2 separate regions of the Homo sapiens genome follow, and region 2 is linked to region 1. A link is an interaction called in ENCODE POLR2A ChIA-PET data of the cell type or tissue named here. Cell type or tissue: GM12878. All regions are shown on one strand. Each heading gives the region's core, and the rest is flanking DNA. Links, peaks and the distances in the headings are about the cores only. Region 1 overlaps CHSY1 (chondroitin sulfate synthase 1). Region 2 has its middle 4.7 kb from the start of LRRK1-AS1.

Region 1 (2,917 bases), core at 205-2,704:
TTACACACACTTCAACCACTTTCAGACCCACTCCCAGCATGCATGGCTTGGCGACTTGAAAACCTGGACAAAACCTGCCGGTCAAGGACAACTTTGCAGTGCTTGGGCTGGATTTAACTGAAGGCCAGACAACTTGATTCCAGTGTTAGCTTCTGAGGCCACATTCTGTGTCTGGATCCGTGTGCGCCTCTAAATTGTGCCCAATTACCTGCAGACACTGCCATCAGTTACCAAACACGCCGAGCAAAGTGTAACAGTCTTTGCGCCTATGGTCCACCTAGAAAACCACAATTTCAATGGCCTCAACACCTACAGTCAATAATCCTCAGGCTTTTGGTTTACAGGCATCAACTTGACACCACATCAGAGCAGACTGGACCTTATTTGTAATCATCCAGAAAATGTATTTGTCTACAGAAAAAATGCTGCAGCTATAAATGCTTCAGAGATGACACTGAATTCAGGTGAGAAGATGGACAGCTTTTATGCTTGTAAACTGTAGCTAGGTTTTCTTGTTCACCCAATGCCATCCGGAACCAGAAGCCAAAAAGGCCTCAACAACAGGTGGAAGCACTGAGTATTTACATTAAGATACAAAAGCTGAGGCCCCTGCACTGAAAATGCTGCCACCAGATCCTCCCCAATGTCACCTGGAAGCGTGAAGTTACAGTAACTGAGGAAAACGGTTGTGACACTAACCAAGTAAATGTGTGCTAAGCTAATTCTGTCACTTCAGGACAGAATTAATGGTAACTGACTGAAACGAGAACGGGCTGCAGCTCTGTGCCTAGCGGACCTCCACACCAGCAGCCTAACGTGCTCAAAATGGAATGCAGTTTCTCTTAGAGCTGACATCTTTTTGTGGTTTTACTGTAGCTTTATTACAAAATAACTGCTTACTGTAGAAAAACCAGAATATATAGAAAAGAGCTAAGAAGAATATAAAAGATCACTTGGCATCACAGTGAGTACATCCTTTGATGTTTCCTTTTCTATGCTACACAAACATACACTTTTGTTTTACTTTAAACACAGAAGGGCTTTGTACTGGCCATACTGTTTTACAGTTTACTTTCACTTAAGTATATTCTGAACCTCTCCTCATGTCAATAAAAGTATTTCAGCCACACCATTTTTACTTGTTAGAGATGCAGACCACAGTATGGATGAATCAGTTAAGTCAATTTTGGTCCTTATCTCCTAAAGCAGGACACCTAAAATACCTGAAATTTCCACTTCATATGTACACATTTAAGCACACCTTTAAAATTCCTTTGGAAAAAATTCTAGAGCAATTGCCAGACCTCAAGAGAGCTGCATTTTAGACTTCTTGATAAATGCTACCCAAGCGTCCCTCAACAGGTACCGGTCCTGTCCAGCTCTAGCTAGGTACCGGTACTTGACCAACTCTAGCCACCCTCTGCAGCAGCAACACCGCTGGGCTGATCTTCCAAAACACACATCCCATCAGGCTACTGTCCTGCCGAAATGTCACCAATAGCTCTGGACAGCAACCACACAAAGCCTGGCACGCAGACCTTCCCTCCATGTCCCTGCCCACCACTCTACCACCCACAGCCTACACCTAGCCCCAAAGAGCTGGCCTTTCCCATCGCTCCTTCACTAACTCCTGCCATTTCATGTTGTAGGAAACCTGTAGTTGTCTCTGCCTCAAAAACACCTCTTCATCTTCCAAGACTCAGCTAGTGGGTAAAAAAAGGGTGGGAGTGTGGGTGAGACATTTCTTGATCCATCACCCACTGGGTGTAAGCCTCTTTCTTCTGCTCCCCCACAGTGATTAGTTCACGCACCCTGACAGCCCTCATCAACCAATACCATCGCTCGTTTCCTTCTGAGACAATGAACTCTGCAGAGACTAGGGCCCTGTATTTGGAATCTACTGTTAATAAAGAGCAGCTTAGTTAACAGACAGGGGAACGTGAAGCTGCCGGTGCAATGGAAACAGTCACGCACAATCCGCTATTGACAGCCACATCTATCCCTGGAATCAATCCGCTATTGACAGCCACAGCCATCCCTGGAAATCCCTGGAATATTGTTTGAGCGCTTCAAGATCTTGAACCTGACATAAAAAACTACACTCATTTTCAGAGCCACATGGTTCCCTAGTCTCCTACAGGAAATTCACGATCTGAAATGACTTGGTGCTCCAAAAGTTCACTTACAGGTTGATTATTTGGATTTTACATGGAAAAGCCTTCTGTATAAATGTTTGCCAAGTTGAATTCTATCTAAGAAAGTGAGGACTGCTCTGAACTGTTTCAAGATAAACATGGTTTACTTAGCTCAAGAAATAAGGAAATGAATTCAGATTTATAAGATAGGAGGATCTCATTAAGGTTGGTAGAGGAACAGTCCGTCTTCATTTAAGGCATTAGGAAGAGATCATTCACTGATAATAGTATCCTGAAATCAGATTCCTATATCTCTAGGTAATGCTTCTCAAACTTTCTTCCCACAGTCCCCTACAGACTGATGCTAATCTGTAATGGTGCCCTTGTTCAATCTTGGCGCAAAGAAGGGAAACCATCCACCTCTTTCTTCTGACAACATAAAAAAAGAACAAAACTATTCCCCATCTTCAGCCCAGAGAGGGTAAGAACCAAAACAAACAAAAGGTGTTGGATTAGCTCAAGGTTCTGGGCATAAAAATGGACGAATAAGCAAAATACGTGTGGCTTTTTTTTTTTTTTAATCAAAACGTTGATTAAAAAAATCTAAATAGCACAGAAACTCTCTCAGCAAGAAAAGGTAAGTGTAGCCAAGAAATGTTTGAAGCAGATGAATAACAAAGGGGAACTTGTCCACCGGATATTAAAATATTATTCAACCTCCAATAATTTCAATGGGTGGTACTGGCACAAGAACAGACAGAAAGTTCAACGGAACAAAACAT
Region 2 (2,917 bases), core at 306-2,805, 89 kb before region 1:
GCCTCCTGAGTAGCTGGGATTACAGGCTCGCACCACCACGCCTGGCTAATTTTTGTATTTTTAGTAGAAAGGGGGTTTCACCGTGTTGGCCAGTCTGGTCTCAAACTCCTGACCTCAAGTGATCCTCGGGCCTCGGCCTGCCGAAGTGCTCGGATTACAGGTGTGAGCCATTGCGCCCGGCCTGTTGCTGAGGTTCTTTATGGGGGTTTGTGTTTTGTTTTTGTTTCTGTGATGAGAGATACAGAGCACAGAATGTATCACCGTAACTACTTCTTCAGCTGTGCGGAGCCGTGGCCTTGAAGTCCACGCAGGCTGTTGTGCTACCGTCACCAGCAGCATTCCGGACAGAGCCCTTTCATCTCACCCAGCTGAAACCCCGGGCCCGTCAAACACCAAAGCCCCACGCCTCCCCCAGCCCCGGGCAGCCTCCACTCTACATCTGTCTCTGGGACTCCGACTACTCCAGTGGAGTCACACACTATTTGTCCTTCACGCCTGGCTTTTCTCCCTCAGCACAACGTCCTCCAGGTCCGTTCACGTGGTAGCGCGCGTCAGAATCTCCTTCCCGTGTAAGGCTGAATACTATTGCGTTATATGTATCACTGCATTTTGCTTGTTCTTCCATCAAAGCTGGGTTTTTTGGCTGGGCGCGGTGGCTCACGCCTGCAATCCCAGCACTTTGGGAGGCCAAGGTGGGTGGATCATGAGGTCAGGAGTTCAAGACCAGGCCTGGCCAACATGGCGAAACCCTGTCTCGACTAAAAATACAAAAATTAGTCTGGCATGGTGGCACATGCCCGTAATCCCAGCTACTTGGGAAGCTGAGGCAGGAGAATCTTTTGAACCCGGGAGGCGGAGGTTGCAGTGAACACAGATCACGCCACTGCACTCCAGCCTGGGCGACAGAGCGAGACCTTGTCTAAAACCAACAACAACAACAACAAAGCTGGGCTTTTTAAATGTGTTTCTGTGGACTTTCCTCCCCTCTGACACGTCCCAGTGCCTGACCACTGTTTTCCTCTTACCTCACAATAAAGTCTTGAAGAAGGTGCAAGACCAAGAAATAGAATAATGTGAATATGTGTTTGCGGGGCCAGGTGAGACAAAGGGGAGAAGGGAGGGTGGAAATCAGCAGGGGGGAGGAGGTGGGAGCCGGAGTCAGTCATCAGGTGAGCAGCATGGAGGTGGGTGGGGGACCTGGCAGGGCCACGGGTGGATTCTCCAGTGACCTGGGCCTGCAGACTACCCACTGCCCGACAGTCTTGGACACCTGGAGGGGGCTGGGGTAAAGGCAAGACCTTGCCCCTAATTGAGGGTACCAGAACCAACAAACCGGGGAATTTCTTGGGAGTCTCCCTAAGAAGAAAGGACATGTGGCCACTATTAGACGCTCACATATCTGTGGTCAAAACCTCTGGCCAACAGCAGGTGGGTTCACTGGAAAAGACAGTTAAAGTGGGCATCGTAAAATAAAACCTCTGATAGTGTAAAGCTTTTAACTGGAAACACACTTAGTGCCTACACGTGGAGGTAGGTTTGAGGCCCAGGAATGCTGGGAAGGAGCCACTCCGCGGGACTCCACATCAGCATTTTTGCATAAATCATTTCCGTAATGTCTATTCACGACTTCCAGCTTGCTTCTCTTTAAGGCGGAACCAGAATTTAAAGACTCGTGTGACGCGAGCAACCTGAGGCTCCCCTGGGACTGGGCTTCCCCGGACTTGCACAGCTGTCTTGCCGCCATCTGATCTGACAATGATTTTTGTAAAATGACTCAGCTTGAGAAAGGTTTCCAAGGCATTCACTTATATGTCTTAGAAACACCAATTCATTCTTATTACCCTCATATCTCATTGGTTTACACTAAATTTAATTAGATGACATCACTATTATAGCAAGTGCAACGGGCAAGAGCAAGCTTAGGAGTAAACCCACGGACCGTCGGGGGTGGCTCGGCGTGCTCTGCAGGTGAGCTGGTGAAGAAGTGTTTGTCACGGCCTGTGCACAGCTGTACAGGTTACCAAACGAGGATTGCTCTCAATAACAACTTTCGATAAATTTAAATCTTACCATTGTTCTTTGTTTGTTTGTTTTTCTTTTTTGAGACGGAGTCTCACTCTGTCTCCCAGGCTGGAGTGCAGTGGCGTGATCTCAGCTCACTGCAACCTCCGCCTCTTGGGTTCAAACGATTCTCCTGCCTCAGCCTCCCGAGTAGCTGGGACTACAGGTGCCCGCCACCACGCCCGGCTAAGTTTTTGTATTTTTAATAGATACAGGGTTTCACCATGTTAGCCAGGATAGTCTCGATCTCCTGACCTCGTGATCCATCCGCCTCAGCTTCCCAAAGTGCTGGGATTACAGGCGTGAGCCACCGCGCCCAGCCTGGTTTTTGTTTTGTTTTTGTTTGTTTGTTTGTCTTTTAAAGCAAACCACATAAAAGGATTTACACCAAAAAGTCAGTCTCTCCCATCCATGGCCCAGTTCCTTTCCCAAAGGCACTCAACCGCAGCCACGGGTTCCATGCAGACCGTGTAGAGAATCATAGATGTCAACACCACCTTAGCATGGTGTCGTAAGTATTTTTTCTGAAGCCATTCCTTGCTTGGAGGAGAAGGGAGCATTTTATTTTCTGCTTCTCCACGGGGTTCCCCCAGCATCCTGAGATCACCTCCAATGCTGTGCTGGCATCTGATACAGTTCTGGGTTTCCCATGAGACCAGGAGTCCTGGGGGCAGCAGCTTGGTCTTATCCATCTTTGTTCCCCAGCTCCAAGCACAAGGAAGGTGCTCAGGAGGGGGCAGCACTGGAGGGAGCCAGGCATGTGGGTAACCGGGGTGAAATGAGGGGTGCTAGCCCCCCAGGTCCCCAGAGGCGTGGGGACTCCTTAGCATCAGCACCAAGTATGGCCCAGAGCCTG

Evidence for each region. ChIA-PET counts read pairs that join two places held together with the same protein. Peaks named below come from ENCODE experiments on the same cell type or tissue, not always from the same donor. Only the 100,000 strongest peaks of a DNase experiment are listed, where the experiment ranks them.
Region 2: POLR2A ChIA-PET joins it to region 1 with 5 read pairs; 12 of 35 experiments call an interaction of 5 or more read pairs at or near these places.

The regions. Positions count from the first base shown.
Region 1 is chr15:101,243,657-101,246,573 of GRCh38, forward strand. All of the region lies in intron 1 of CHSY1 (chondroitin sulfate synthase 1), which reads right to left. Among named protein-coding and RNA genes, the nearest start is that of CHSY1, 6.9 kb to the right of the region's middle. In GM12878, for the core only: no CTCF peak of the experiment used is centred there; no DNase peak of the experiment used is centred there; H3K4me3 peaks cover 1,897 bases; H3K27ac peaks cover 323 bases.
Region 2 is chr15:101,155,037-101,157,953 of GRCh38, forward strand. No RefSeq gene overlaps it. Among named protein-coding and RNA genes, the nearest start is that of LRRK1-AS1, 4.7 kb to the left of the region's middle. RefSeq lists an enhancer at 2,091-2,190. In GM12878, for the core only: no CTCF peak of the experiment used is centred there; a DNase peak (open chromatin) is centred at 1,725; H3K27ac peaks cover 323 bases.